5 separate regions of the Homo sapiens genome follow, and regions 1, 2, 3 and 5 are each linked to region 4. A link is a contact called in ENCODE Hi-C data. All regions are on one chromosome and are shown on one strand. Each heading gives the region's core, a stretch centred on a gene start or an enhancer-like site at or near the end of the contact. The rest is flanking DNA. Distances are from core to core; before and after follow the strand shown.

Evidence for each region. A loop is a pair of places that touch in the nucleus more often than their neighbours do. Pooled maps may share reads with other maps.
Region 1: a loop to region 4 is called in a map with no recorded cell type, with 3 times the contacts of the local background. The contact joins the promoter of SPAG6 here to the enhancer-like site in region 4. A Hi-C loop is called at or near these places in 4 of 37 single-sample maps with no recorded cell type and 4 of 50 pooled maps.
Region 2: a loop to region 4 is called in a pooled map, with 33 times the contacts of the local background. The contact joins two enhancer-like sites. A Hi-C loop is called at or near these places in 9 of 37 single-sample maps with no recorded cell type and 7 of 50 pooled maps.
Region 3: a map with no recorded cell type shows a loop between it and region 4 (4-fold over the local background). The contact joins two enhancer-like sites. A Hi-C loop is called at or near these places in 3 of 37 single-sample maps with no recorded cell type and 5 of 50 pooled maps.
Region 5: a map of naive thymus-derived CD4-positive, alpha-beta T cell shows a loop between it and region 4 (7-fold over the local background). The contact joins the promoter of ARHGAP21 here to the enhancer-like site in region 4. A Hi-C loop is called at or near these places in 1 of 168 maps with a recorded cell type or tissue (naive thymus-derived CD4-positive, alpha-beta T cell), 3 of 37 single-sample maps with no recorded cell type and 8 of 50 pooled maps.

The regions. Positions count from the first base shown.
Region 1 is chr10:22,344,227-22,346,926 of GRCh38, forward strand. It overlaps SPAG6 (sperm associated antigen 6), which reads left to right and starts at 1,270. Exons shown (of 11, transcript NM_012443.4): 1 at 1,270-1,410; 2 at 1,497-1,592. The coding sequence starts at 1,386. RefSeq lists enhancers at 1,119-1,338, 1,299-2,115.
Region 2 is chr10:24,381,785-24,384,484 of GRCh38, forward strand. All of the region lies in intron 3 of KIAA1217, which reads left to right. Among named protein-coding and RNA genes, the nearest start is that of MIR603, 110 kb to the left of the region's middle. RefSeq lists enhancers at 1,264-2,463, 1,561-1,640, 1,791-1,950. Within about 2 kb of position 1,432, at least 21 of the 41 ENCODE cell types and tissues checked have a DNase peak (open chromatin) inside an H3K27ac peak, as active enhancers do.
Region 3 is chr10:21,709,511-21,712,210 of GRCh38, forward strand. The region is part of intron 13 of MLLT10 (MLLT10 histone lysine methyltransferase DOT1L cofactor); the gene reads left to right. Among named protein-coding and RNA genes, the nearest start is that of MLLT10, 180 kb to the left of the region's middle. RefSeq lists enhancers at 1,466-1,565, 1,535-2,035. Within about 2 kb of position 1,386, at least 2 of the 41 ENCODE cell types and tissues checked have a DNase peak (open chromatin) inside an H3K27ac peak, as active enhancers do.
Region 4 is chr10:23,361,750-23,364,516 of GRCh38, forward strand. No RefSeq gene overlaps it. Among named protein-coding and RNA genes, the nearest start is that of C10orf67, 18 kb to the left of the region's middle. Within about 2 kb of position 1,287, at least 3 of the 41 ENCODE cell types and tissues checked have a DNase peak (open chromatin) inside an H3K27ac peak, as active enhancers do.
Region 5 is chr10:24,722,520-24,725,219 of GRCh38, forward strand. ARHGAP21 (Rho GTPase activating protein 21) reads right to left here and starts at 1,368. Exons shown (of 26, transcript NM_020824.4): 1 at 1,043-1,368. RefSeq lists silencers at 148-457, 518-877, 898-977, 1,068-1,137, 1,168-1,357 and 1 more and an enhancer at 901-1,811.

The DNA.
Region 1 (2,700 bases), core at 20-2,519, 1.0 Mb before region 4:
GGGTATTAGGGACCCGACTAAACACACTTATTCTTCTCTCTGATTGCTGGACCATTCCCCAACTATTTGGAGCTCCACAAAGTATCAGGACTTCATCAAGAGCTCAGTGAAGGGTGAGATCTCAAAGATAAATATAGAGGACTCATTCCAAATATAGAACCAGTTAAGTTTGCATGCTCCCTTCTGTTGAAGAAATATCAAGGGGTTTCCTGTCTTGGCACTACTTAGCAGCAGCTGCGGCTATGTATCCACTTGACATCTGGTGAAATTGTAGTTTTTGATGGAGGAACATTTAAAGTTGACAACTGTCATTGAAACAACTGGTATATAGTTTTCAAAGACAAGCTAGAAACCAGTAATAGACTAAGTACTTCAATTTTGTTAAAAGAAACTGGGTAAAGGGTTCAAGTTATATAAGATAGGGAAGTCTGGTTTTCCAGGTAAAGGTTCTCTCTCTTTTTCTGTTGGAGATGTCATTCATCAACATAACGAAGCCTAAATTTAAAAGACTAAGACAAAATATTTACAAATCACATAAAAGTGAGGAAACAGCAAAATTAGTAGTCATTAGGAGAAAGCCAGGGAAGACAGGACATTCATCACATCCTTTCCTCATCTGCTTTCCTCACTGAGTCTCTGAGTGCTCATTAAATGCTTTCAATACAGTGTAATTAAGTGTGTGAACATGGTTGTCATGCTCCTCCAGGAATCTTGAAACCAGGAATGCCAGGTATATAACAGCGGGTTACAAAAGAAAACACGGATTCCTAAATCAGTGTTTTACTGTCAGTGCAGTGTTAAATGTCAATGCAACACTTAAGTTGCATTGACATTCATGTGTTGATCGGATTGTACAATGTGACGTGTGAGATTTCTCGGGACCGTCGAAGCTCAGACAACTCCAGGGCTGCAATTTACTCGTCTGGCTGCCCTCGAACCAGGCTCCCTTGGCGCGTGGGGCTCTCCCGGCGCTTGGTCCCGACCCGCGCCGCAGTCAGGATACCACGGCAATCTGGGGTCGCTTTGTAAGGAGCTCCGACCTCCGGGCAGTGCAGGGATACTCGACGGCGCGCGATGTCCCGGCGGCTCCGCGAGCCTGGCGCGCTGAGAGCCCCAGCAGTCCGAGTCCTCGAGCTCGGGCGTCTTCGCGCCGCCGCCCCGCTCAGTGCGCCCAGGCACCGCGGCCGTGACGTCACGCCCGGGACTGGCCGTTGCAGCAAGACGGCCGCGTTCCGGTTCCGGTAGGTTGCCCGGGAGACGCGGGTACACAGAGAAGCGGCTCCCGTCGGAGGCCGAGTCGTCGCCACGATCGCCCCCTTGGTGGACTCGCAGGCCGAGCGGCTTCCCCGCAGAGCTCGAGGAGGGCAGACGGCGGCGGGGGCGCCATGAGTCAGAGGCAGGTGCTGCAAGGTAGGGCCGAGGCGGGCAGGTGCCCTAACTAGCTGGCGCCGAGGAGACCCGGGTGCGGTGGGCTCCACCGACTCTCTCTCCCGCAGTGTTCGAGCAATACCAGAAGGCCAGGACCCAGTTCGTGCAGATGGTGGCGGAGCTGGCGACTAGACCCCAAAACATCGAGACGCTGCAGAACGCGGGTGAGCCCGGAGCCCGAACCCCCGTCGCCCCCCGCGCACTGAGTCCCCGACGCCTCCGCCCCGCTGCCCTGCCCGTGGAGCTCTTGGGGAGCCGCAGTGTGGGGACCGGAGTTCGCAAAAGCATCCATTCTTTTCAGCGGGTCTTTGGGGGTCAGGCCGAGAGGGTGAAGCTTCCAGATGGTTGTGGGAGGTGCGCGTTGTCCCTGTTTCCATCTTCATTGCACACAGGCAAGTGTCAGGTTGAAAGTCGAGGCCCTAGGAATTGCCTGGAGTCATTTTACGTGAATGGGACTCTACCCTAATGAGACCCATTTTATCCAAGTGCCATTTTGCATGCCACCCTGCCTTTGATCACCTTCGACTTCCTCACAGCAAAGCAATTCCAGTGGTTTAGACGTGATTTCTCGTCTTGCTTTAGTGAAAGGGGAATGATATGCTTGAATCTTTTCCAAGAAATTCCAAGTAGGTAGAGACCAGACTTTGCGAAATCCTTATGGCGCGTTCCTTCTACTCCTCAGTCCGGACTCTTGCAGATGTGAGAGGGGGAGAGAGGGGGAGAGGGAGGGAGAGAGATCTTCTTATCTCATAACATAAACTGATAAGAGAAAATGGTTCTTCTTCTTCTTCTTCTTCTTCTTCTTCTTCTTCTTCTTCTTCTTCTTCTTCTTCTTCTTCTTCTTTCTTCTTCTTCTTCCTCTTCTTCTTCTTCTTTTCTTCTTTCTTCTTTCTTCTTCTTTTTTTTTGGATGATTCTACCACCATCTGAACTGTAAGGTAGCATTTTATCACTACTGTGTCATGAGAAATCTTCAGTTTATAGGATGTGATCTTTAAAACTAACACATAATTTAAACAATTAACATGTTGACAGCAAGAATACTTAAGTGTAATGATTACTCTGGGTTTCTTTGAGGGGAATTACTACTGCACCTATGTGATACTTCGTTTTGTCACTAGGATTTTTGGCATTTATTCCTTGTGTGTTTTTATTGGGGGGCATGTATTTACAATAAAGTATATTTTATAATCTTCTAAACGCATTTTAGTTTGAAATAATTGTAGATTCACAACTGTAAGGGATAATACAGAGAGATCCCGTGTACCCTTTT
Region 2 (2,700 bases), core at 182-2,681, 1.0 Mb after region 4:
GTACCCAGTGGTGTGGGTTTCCACCAGCCCTGCTGCACCTGTCTGGTAGTCCAGTGGAGGAGATGACAAAAAGGGACAATGTGGCTAACATCTGCATGACTGTTCATAAGAACCATAAACACGAGGCTGTTCCCACTACCACGTGAAAGGATAGAGGGGCTTGGTGTGTGTAGGGCACAGCTTTTCTGAAAGGCAGAAGGATTCTTTTTATGATTTTACCACGTATCATTTCCTTTTTTTTTTTTTTGTATTGGAAGTTTACTTTCTATCTTGCTTTGCTTTTTTAATTGCTTTTTTTGGCGCTTTAACAAAATGGACAAGTCGTGAGGATTTAGACCTCTCTGTCAAGGGGGCAGATGTTTCTTATGCTTCATTGCCATGTTAAGGTTCTGATTTGGGTACTTGTGTTTGCAAACAGATGGGCTTGGGGATAAGAGGGGACAGGAAAAGAGTCAACATGCAAAAGCCTTCAGAGTCTAGCACGTGCAAAAGACAGCTGAACTCTGCCATGTAAAACTGAGCAAATGCCTTGCTGGGAGAAGAAAGAAAAAGATTGATGTGAGAGAAGGTACCCTGATTTTAGTTCCTTTGCTGCAGATAATGACCCAAGCAGACTGAATTCAGACATTGTCCTAGCTGTCCTAAAAAAAAACCCTACAACTTTGTTATTATTTGTATTATCAATATTAATATTTAACATTAAATTTTGTGTCAAATTAAATTTTGATCAAATTAAGATCAAATTAAAATTTGATCTTAGGTTAGTAATCTAGGATCCTCATTGTATAAATGAGAGAAGACCACAGAAAATGTGCTTTTTGTTTATGTGTGTGTTTGCTTGTTTGAGCTCACACACTTAATTAAGTGGCAGCAGTGGGAAGTCCAGGGCTCCAGTTCCCATTAACATGATCTTACAAATGAAGGGACAAGGACACACAGGGGAGGGACACACCCAAGGAGCATCATGGGCCAAGACAGTGTCAAGATGACACAGGCTTCCACACCGTCACCAGGCTGGGGCTTTCTGTGTGGATTCAAGAAATTTGTGGTTTTTCTTTTCTTTTTTTTTTTTTTTTTTCTTGAGACAGAGTTTTGCTCTGTCACCCAGGCTGGAGTGCAATGGCATGATCATGATTCACTACAGCCTCGACTTCCCACGTTCAAGGGATCCTCCCATCTCAGCCTTCAGAGTAGATGGGACTACAGGCACGCACCCAGGCGCCTGGCTAATTTTTTATTTTTTGTAGAGATGGGGTCTCACTATGTTGCCCAGGCTGGTCTGGAATTCCTGGACTCAAGTAATCCTCCCACCTTAACCTCACAAAATGCTGGGATTATAGGCATGAGCCAGCATGTCTGGCCTGAAACTTGTGCTTTCTTAACTCCACTCACACTTAGGAGCCAGGCAAGGAATGGGATTTCTCCTTTGTGCTTGGAGGAAATGAGCTCAGGTCTCTGTAAAGATAACCTCAGCTCTGCAAACCAAAACGAAGATAAGAATAAATGCCTGTCCGCCTTCCCCCATACCTGGGGGAACTTTGACTCTGTCGGATAATGGATCTTTTGTCTTAAAGGAAGGAATTTCCTCTGCAGCCAAGAACGGTTGGCAGTGCAGGTTGAGACTTGCTGGGTTCAGGAACCAAGCCTTGGGGCAGAGAGGCTGCAGGAGCTGGGGCCGGCTTGCCCAAGGAATGGCTGAGGGTGGCGGGTGTTTTCGCACGGGGTGGCCACGCTTCTGCAAATTGCTCCATTTTACTCAGCATCCTTTGCTGTAGAGTGCCGGTGTGCTGTCACAGCAGGCTGAAAAATGCATCTGACCTGTTTATTCTGCCCTCCCTGTGAGGGGCTTTTTGGCCTGCCATTTTTCACTACTCCTGGATAGAAACAAAGGAACACAGTAAGAGGAGAGGAGAGAAATGAGAAGTTTCTTGCCAAAGCCAAGGGAAGCTCTGGTTCCAGAAAATGAGGCTGGCACTGGGCCAGCTGGGTTGATGTTGCCCTTGACCGCCTCTTTGTGGCCGATTGGGGAATGTCCCCCCAGCCGCACCTGGCCCTTATGGCGTAATCCAGTTGAGCCTGGACGGGAAATAAAAAGGAAAATGTGACTCACAGCAAGTGCAAATGCAGTCTCCCTCCCAGGGGCCTTGCTCAGCTTAGTCTTTGGGAAACTCCCCGCCTGCCTGGCCTTATTTAACACACAGACGCACGGGTTCCTGGGATAAACAGTGCTCCCCAGAGAGCCCCGGCCATGAGCAGGGTGTCTACCAGCACCTGGGTGGCCCAGAAGCACAGCTGCAACTCCATGGGGCCTCAGATATGCCGACTGGATACTTTGAGCTGTAACCCCCCTGGAAACCCGCTGTTGATGCCATCTGGAAGCCCTGGGTGTCTTTTGGCATCTGTATGTTGTCACTTTATCTCAATCCATAGAGTTTTAAGTTCTCTCATGAAGCCCTGTTGATCTTGCCTTTATTTAAAATTTTGATGGTTTATCATGAATTTTTTTTATCATTTTATTTTTTAGGAGCAATTTTTTAGGTTTGTAACAAGATCGAGCAGAAAGTACAGACAGTTCCCATACACCCTTGGCCTCCACGCATGAACAGCCTCCCCCATGATCAGCATACCCTACTAGAGTGGTACGTTTGTTACGATCAATGAAATGAGACCGACACATTGATATCACCCAGAGTCCATAGT
Region 3 (2,700 bases), core at 136-2,635, 1.7 Mb before region 4:
GTGAGCCACCGCATCTGGCTGCAGTATTTTATTTTCTAAGATACTCTGAAAACACTGAATTCAGTAGAAACTCAATATTTGTTGAATTATCTATGGAGTAGCAACCTTTAAAAATGCATATCTTTTTCTCTGCTATGTATTATTTGGAATATAAAGTTTATAAATAATCACTGCATTAACATGCTGTCTCTTTTCTGGCCCTCTTAGCCAAACTTGTTTCTTTTTCTTCCTTTCCTTTCTTTTTCTTTTTTGGAGACGGTCTTGTTCTGTCACTGAGGCTGGAGTGCAGTGGCACAATCTCGGCTCAATCTCAACCTCCCAGGCTCAAGCAGTTCTCCCACCTCAGCCTCCCAAGTAGCTGGGACTACAGGCACACACCACCATGCTTGACACCACACCCAGCTAATTTTGCATTTTTGGTAGAGATAGGATTTCACCATGTTGCCCAGGCTGGTCCTGGGCTCAAAGAGATCTGCCCACCTTGGCCTCCCAAAGTGCTGGGATTACAAGCATGAGCCACTTGCACCAGGCCATTCCTTTGAAATTCTTAGAGCAGTTTATAAGATTCTCTATCTTAGTTTTCTAAGTTTGCCCTTTGTGATCTATTTTTGTTTGTTTACCCTTTAAATGGTAATGTTATTTAGGGTTCTGTCTTTGGTTCTCTTCTCTTGATCATGCTGAGAACTTTCCCTGGGTGATTCCATTTTTGTTCCTTGGCCTTGACCATTGTGTTCATATCAAGAGTTGTAAGTAAAATACTTATGGGGCCACATAGGTAACATAAATGAGTGACATGGTAAGGGATGATGGAGATGCTGATGGATTAAAGTCTCTATGCCCTGTTCAGAGCTCTGGTCAGATTGTTGCTCTTTTATAATATAGTATCCAGTGTTGGCAAATCTTCAGTTTTTCAAGAGATATTAGGCATCTAGAGTTCTTAATGGGAAATTTCTTATTTCTATAATAATTATGAGCAACTGGTTAAAATTTCAACCATAGTGCAGACCAATAGTAAGTATTTTTAGTTTGCAGGTTTACTTACTGTAACTTACCATGCTTCTCACTCCTAGATTTATGTCTTCAGATCTGAATTTCCTGCTGGGTTTTAGGCTTATCCCATTGTGTTCTATATGTAGGAGTTCTGTGTCCCACAGGCATCTCAAAGACCATGACCCTGAACCTCTTAATTTGTATTAGGAAGTGATTTCATTTATAGGATACCTGTGAGTTTGAATCATTATTTCACCACCTACTAGCTCACCAAAAAAGTTACTTTATTTCTTTAAAGTTCTGTTTGCTCATATGTGAAATGGGAGTAATATTTACCTCATTGAGTTCTTATACTAGCACAGTTACTTCCGTACAGTAACCAAACACTGCTTTCAGTTGCTGTTCCTGTTTCAGTGAATGGTATCACTACATGTACTTACTTATGCTTAAGAGTCATTGGTGACTCTACCCTTGTTTTTATTTTTCAGGTCTAATTAGTCACCAGGTTCTATTGGTCTAATAGAATTTTCAGGTCTAATTAGTCACCAAGTCCTTAGAATTTATCCTGCTCTACTGCATGTTTCTTCCTCAAACCGTCCTTCACCTCTGTACTGCAGCCCCTTTAGAAATTAGCTTGAGAGGCCAGATGTGGTGGCTCAAACCTGTAATCCCAGCACTTTGGGAGGCCGAGACGGGCAGATCACCTGAGGTCAGGAGTTTGAGACCAGCCTGGCCGACATGGTGAAACCCCATCTCTAGTAAAAATACAAAAATTAGCTGAGTGTGATGGCACGTGCCTGTAATCCCAGCTACTAGGGAGGCTGAGGCAGGAGAATCACTTGAACCCGCGGGTAGAGGTTACAGCGAGCCGAGATTGCACCACTGCACTCCAGCCTGGGCAACAGAGCAAGACTTCACCTCAAAAAAGAAACTAGCTTGAGGCTGGGCATGGTGGCTCATGCGTGTGATGCCAGCACTTTGGGAGGTTGAGGTGGGAGGACCACTTGAGCTCAGGAGTTTGAAATCAGCCTGTCAGCATAGTGAGACCCCATCTCTTAACCCACCGACCCCACAACCAACGCAAAAAAAAAAAAAAAAAGCCAGGTGTGGTGGCATTCGCCTGTGGTCCCAGCTACTTGGGAGGCTGAGGCAGGAGGGTCGCTTGGCCCAGGAGGTCAAGGCTGCAGTGAGCTATGATTGCACCACGGCACTCCAGCATAGGTGAGAGAGACTCTGTCTCAGAAAACAAACAAACAAAAGATAGAAAAGAAATTAGCTTGAAAAGCAACAACATCTCTTCCAGTAAGTTTTTTGGCTCACCACTTTTCTCACTCCAGGTCTGAATTAGATACCTCTTTTTCTGTGCTCCTAGCCTCCTGAGGATGTCTCTGTCATAGTGCTCTCCACAACTGTTTGTAATGCCTTTTTTCTACGCAACTTCTTGAAGGCAAAGACTACCTATCTTGAATGGCTTTTTATCTCCAGGGCTTAGAATAATGCCTGGCAAATAATGAGTTCAGTGATGTTTGCAGAATGAATGCATTGGCTAAATATATCATTTTTCTGGAGAAATTGTAGATATAAAAAAGATCCCGACGCCTTAATTATAGCTGTAAGGCTTTTTAAAATGTCCCAGTTGTTTTGTTTTCCCTGTTTGAATAAGATTCTAGGTGCTTTAATTTATTATATAAGTCAATAACTTCATTTATT
Region 4 (2,767 bases), core at 37-2,536:
GAATTAATAGGTTATCAGAGGAGAGGCACTAGTGGCTTTATAAGAAGAAGAAGGGGGAATTGAGCAAGCACGCTCAGCCTCCTCATCATTTGATGTCCTGCATCTCCCTGGGGCTCTGCAGGAAGTCCCCCTGCCACAAGCATGAAGGTCCTCACCAGATGCAGTCCCTCAACCTTGAACTTCCCAGTCTTCACAACTGTAAGAAATAAATTAATAAATTCCTTTTCTTTATAAATTACCCAGTTTCAAGTATTCCGTTATAAGCAACAGACAAGGGACTAAGACATCCACATCTTTCAGAATGGGCCAGCCTTGGGGGAGGCTTCCTCCTCTGAACATCTTTTTATACTCTGTTCCATTCAGTTGGCATTTTATGTGCACTGTTCATCTGCCTTCCTAGTTCAACTGTTAAGTCCTCCAGAGAGGAGAACAATATTTTTCTTCTTTAATTTCCCTGTGTAGTGTCCCCTGTTCATAGTAATTGCCCTGGGGACATATAAAGGCCCTAAATGGGTTTCAGCTCTGTCTGACCAGTTCTGTTTTCACTAATTCAAGTATCTCACTCTCTGACCATGCTTTCTCAACCTCTAGTTTGTGGTTCATCTTCTCCTGCCCACTCCAGGGTCCCTGCCTTTTGATCCGCCAGATCCTCCAGTAAGGAGCAGGATAACTCCTCTGCTCCCTCCCAGGCCCTCTACCATATCCTTTCTTCACTTCCTCCATCATCAGCTTACATCATTTCAATATTAGCTGCCAATTTGGTAGCTCACTTGACTCTCCTCATGGTGTATGCAGCTGGCTAAACTATAACTTGCTTTCTCTGTTTACACCTGGGCATCTTGGTACAGCAAGGGAAGTCAAACCACAAGACCTATTGATTTTACCATAAATTGTGATCTCCAACCTCAGATGGCCCTAGTACCAGGCAAGGTCCCATCAGGAAACAGATGACACACTTAGAAAGGGTAACTGAGGAAGGCTTAAGAAAGGGAAGGCTGGGCATTGTGACTCATGCCTGTAATCCCAGGACTTTGAGAGGCTGAAGTGGGAAGGATCATTTGAGGCCAGGAGTTTGAGAACAGCCTGGGCAACATAGTGAGACCCAGTCTCTATTAAAAAAAAAAAAGAAAAAAGAAAGAAGAAAAGGAAGATTTACAAAGGTGTGGGTGGGGATAAGGAGACCCAGCAAGCTTCCACCTTTCATCCTGCAGGGGGAAGGGGGGACATTACCAGAACTTAGCAGCCTAGCAGGTAGCTGGGGCTACGGTCTTCAGTTCAGTAAAGGAATGCAGCAACTGACAAACAGGAAACTATTACCCCAACCTGTCTCTCTGCTCAGCCCAACTATTCTGCAGGCACCTCCGGATGACCAAACTCAAGAACCCAACAGAGCTGGGAGGGAGCTTGAATGAAGAAGTGCATAAAAAAATCAGCTCTTGAACCACAGCAGGATGGAGAAGAATGAAAACTTGGGTTGGAGACCAGAGAATATCCAGCACAGGCACTCAAGACTAGCCTGATTTATTCCCTAGCTCACTCTTAGAATTCTACTTTTTTAATATTTTTTTTATTTTTAGACAGGCTCTTGCTCTGTCGCTTAGGCTAGAGTACAATGTCGTGATCTCGGCTTACTGTAGCCTTGACATCCTGGGCTCAAACAATCGATCCTCCTGCCTCAGCTTCCTGAGTAGCTAGGACTATAGCCCACTATCACACCTGGTTAATTTTTTTTTTTTGGTAGTACAGATGGGATCTCACTATGTTACCCAGGCTTGTCTCAAACTCCTGGGCTTAAGCAATCCTCCTGTCTTGACCTCCCAAAGTGCTAGGATTATAGGTGTGAGCCACCACGCCCAGCCACAGCAATTTCAGACTCTCTTATACTTGCCTCTTTGATCTCACTCTGCAACCTTTCGCTGTCGTCCTATGATCTCACATCCTACCTCACAAAGAAAATGAAACCATTAGAGAAAAACCCCTTCAACTTCATATCCATAAAACCACTCATTCACTGTAAGAGTTAGAATTAAGTTTGGCTGTGAATAATAGACGCTCAAATAATCACGGTCTAAACAGGATGGAAGTTCATTTCTTTTTTAGGCAGCAATTGGCAATCCAAGGCTGGTGAGGTGGCTGTGCTCTACCAAGACCTCAAGACCCAGGTTCCTTGCGTCTTGCCAGTCCTCTGTGTTTTGTGGTCACCTCATTGCCTAAATGATTGCTCCAGTTCCAGCCATCATGTCTGTGTTACAGCCAAAGGGAGGGCGGAAGAGATGAAAAGTAGCCAAGAGAACAGCCGTCTTTCAGGGGGCTCCCAGAAGTAGCTACAAACCACTTCTACTTCATTTGTAGAACTTAGTCTCCTGGCTACCCCTACCTGCAAGGGGGTAAATGTCGTTGTTTATTCTGGTTGGCCATGTGATAAGTTAAAAATCAAGATCCTAGCCCATGGTGGTCCTAGCTACTCGGGAGCCTGAGGCGGGGGGATTGCTTGAGCCCAGGAGTTTGAGGCTGCACTGAGCTGTGCACCACTGCACTCCAGCCTGGACAACAGAGCAAGATCCTCTTTCATAAAACAACATAAAACAACAACAACAACAACAAAAAATAATCAGGATCCTAATACCATAGAAAAGGAGAATGAATGGGAGGAGGAGGCAACTATCACTCTTTGACACACTCACCTTTATCCTTACCCCAGTATTCCCCTCTCAGTCTGCCCTTCCCTGTAAGTATGTTCAGATCATGGAACTGGTCAGACAAACAC
Region 5 (2,700 bases), core at 118-2,617, 1.4 Mb after region 4:
CCCATTCAAGTGCATTTTAATTCATGTCTTTCCTGGGTAGAGCAGAGGGCTGTGCATGTTGTTTTCTGCATCACCCAGACAGGGACACTTCGGTGAAGTTTTCTCCCCCACGAGGCTGAAATGGGATCACACTTTCCAAGCCCCCTCTTCGCTCCCCTCCGCCCCCCAAAAACGCAAGCACAAAGCCAGCCTGGCTGGGGCCGGCGTGGGCTCGGCGGCGTCTCCGGGTGACTCGGGCGCCGCCCCTCCGCCCCTCCGCCCCGGCCGGCGTCCCCGAGGAGGCGGCTGTTTTCCTTGGCCCGCGGCGGGGCTGGGTGGGGACGGCCGGGGAGGCGTGCGCGGCCGCGGGTGGGACGCCGGCGCCGCTCCCGCTCCAGGGCATGATTCTGGAGCTACACCCGAGCAACTCTGAAGTCGCGGCTTTTCCCCCAACTACCACTCGACACGGCTTCCCTTCCCCTGTGGCCACCTAGGGGGAAAAAACGAGAAAAAGCAAACCACCACCCACCTCCCCACGATTCCCCCGCCCCTTCCTGAGGCGGGTCGGGGACCTCGAGCTCCCGAGGAGAGCGGCCCCAATATGGACTTTCTCAAAGGTGCTAGGAGCCCCGGGGCGAGACAAAACCGGGGGCCTTACCCTTCCCGCCCGCTCGGGCCCGGCGGCCGAAGCGCGGCGGCGAGCTGAAGCGGAGACGCTGGCCGGGCGCCGGGCCCGGCCGGGACGCGCTAGGCCGCAGGCTCGGTTAATATTCATGAGCGGCCCCAGGCGCCCCTCCTCCAAGGCTGGCCGGCCGGACCCCAGCGCCCACCGCCGGCCTTTGTGCCCTTCCCTCCGCCCCGCCGCCCGCCCTTGCTCCGCACACGCGGGCGCGGCCCCTCCGCCCCCGCCGGGCGCCCGCCGCGGGCTCCCTCCGGCCCCGAGCCAGCGCCCGGCCGGGTGGCCTGTGGCGGGAAGGGAGAGAGCCCGCGGCAAGCCGGGCACTCCACGGCCCGCGAGCGCAGCGCCCTCTCGGCTGAGACGGAAAAGAAACCAGACACGCACCAGAGGAAGCGGGACGAGTGGATCCGCACGGGGCTGGCCGGCTCCGGGACAGCGCGCCCCGCCCGCCCGCCCGGCGTGAGCCGGACCCCGCAGCCGGACGATCCCGCGCTGCCCGCCGCCGCCGCCGCCGCCGCCGCCGCGCTCCGAGGCCGCCGCCCCCGGCCGGCCGCTCCCAGGCACCGCCGCGACCTGCCCCGGCCGGCCCCGGGCTCTCGGCCGCCGCAGGAGGGCGTGGGGCGGGGCGGCGGCCGCCGGACTCTCCCCTCGCCTCGCCGGGCCGGGCCGGGGCCCAGCTCCGGCGCCCGCGAACGCCAAGTGACAGAAGCGCCTCGCTCCGTGGCCGCGCGGAGCTGTTTCCCGGGGGCGGATTTCTCGCTTCTTCCTCCCTGGATCCACCTCCTCCCACTCCACCTCCTTCCCCTCCCCTCCCCAGGGGAGGCTCTGGGGCTGAATATTTTCTGTCTTGAATAACACGGGACCGGGGAACCGACGCTGGAGAAGGGGGATTAGCCGGAGGCCGGAGCGGGGTGCTCGCCTGCCCCCTCCCCGTGGGTCGCGGGACCTACAAGCCCTCGCCCCCCAGCACCCCAAAACCAGGCACACAACGCTCCCCGCCCCTGCAGTCTCCCAAGCGCTGAACGGCAGCGTCCAGGGATGGGCTTGCTCCCGGGAAAGGAGACCTGGTGGTAGACGTCTGGGGTGGAGAGGGGGACAAGCCTATAACAGCGACATCTGCAGACTCCAGGGATCAAAGGTCCTAGATTGGGGGACAGGGCTTGGCAAATTGTGCCCCCACCCCTTTTTTGCAGCGGGAAGGCAATGAAGCTGCGACGAGACGTGGGACTTCCAGATAAGGGAGTGTCCCCTCACGCCTCACAGCAAAAATCTCTTCCTGTGGTGGGAAGGGGGAAGTTAGCCAAGCGTTGCTCATTCAGTTCTTTCCCTTTTATAAATTCTGCAGAGCGGCTGAGCGAATTTGGCGCGGCTAGCGGAACTGTGGAGAGGCGGCTGCGCTTCTCTGTCCGCCACACTCCAGGTCACAGCGGCTCCGGAGCCGCGGCACAACCGCCACCCTCCCCACCCAATTCCCGGGCCTTGTCACAGACCCCGGCAGCTCGCTCCGCCCCGCCGTGCCTCACAACATCTCCCGCTGCAAATTACCCAATCGGGAGACGCGACGAGAGAACGCGAACCAATCAGGGGCTGGTAAATCAGGCTTCCCTCCGCCCTCTTCCCCGCCCCCGGGTGAAGGCCACCGCCCCCTCGGCCTCTCCTTCCCACCCCGCCCCGCTCCGGGGAGGTGGCTCCCCGGCTCCGAGCCTCGCGGGGCTGGAGGGGGAGTTGCTCGCAGTCAGAGGCAGCGTTTGTCACCTTGTCACCCTCATCCTCGCCCCCTCCCATACACACTCCCCTCCCCTTCTCGGTGCTCCTGCTGGTGCTGTTGAGGGTCATTTTTATCCTCACTGCGGCCGGGGACTGCCAGCTATTGTGTCTGATCAGCTGCCACCGCTGTCCAGAGGGAAAAAAAGAAGAACAAAACCTAGAAACTGTGGAGTCCTCTTACCTTTTCCTTCTTTCTTTCTACACTCTCCCCTGTAGACTTAGAAACATCCCTTCTCCTTCCCCGCCCGCCCACCACCTGAGGTCCTGTTTCTTTA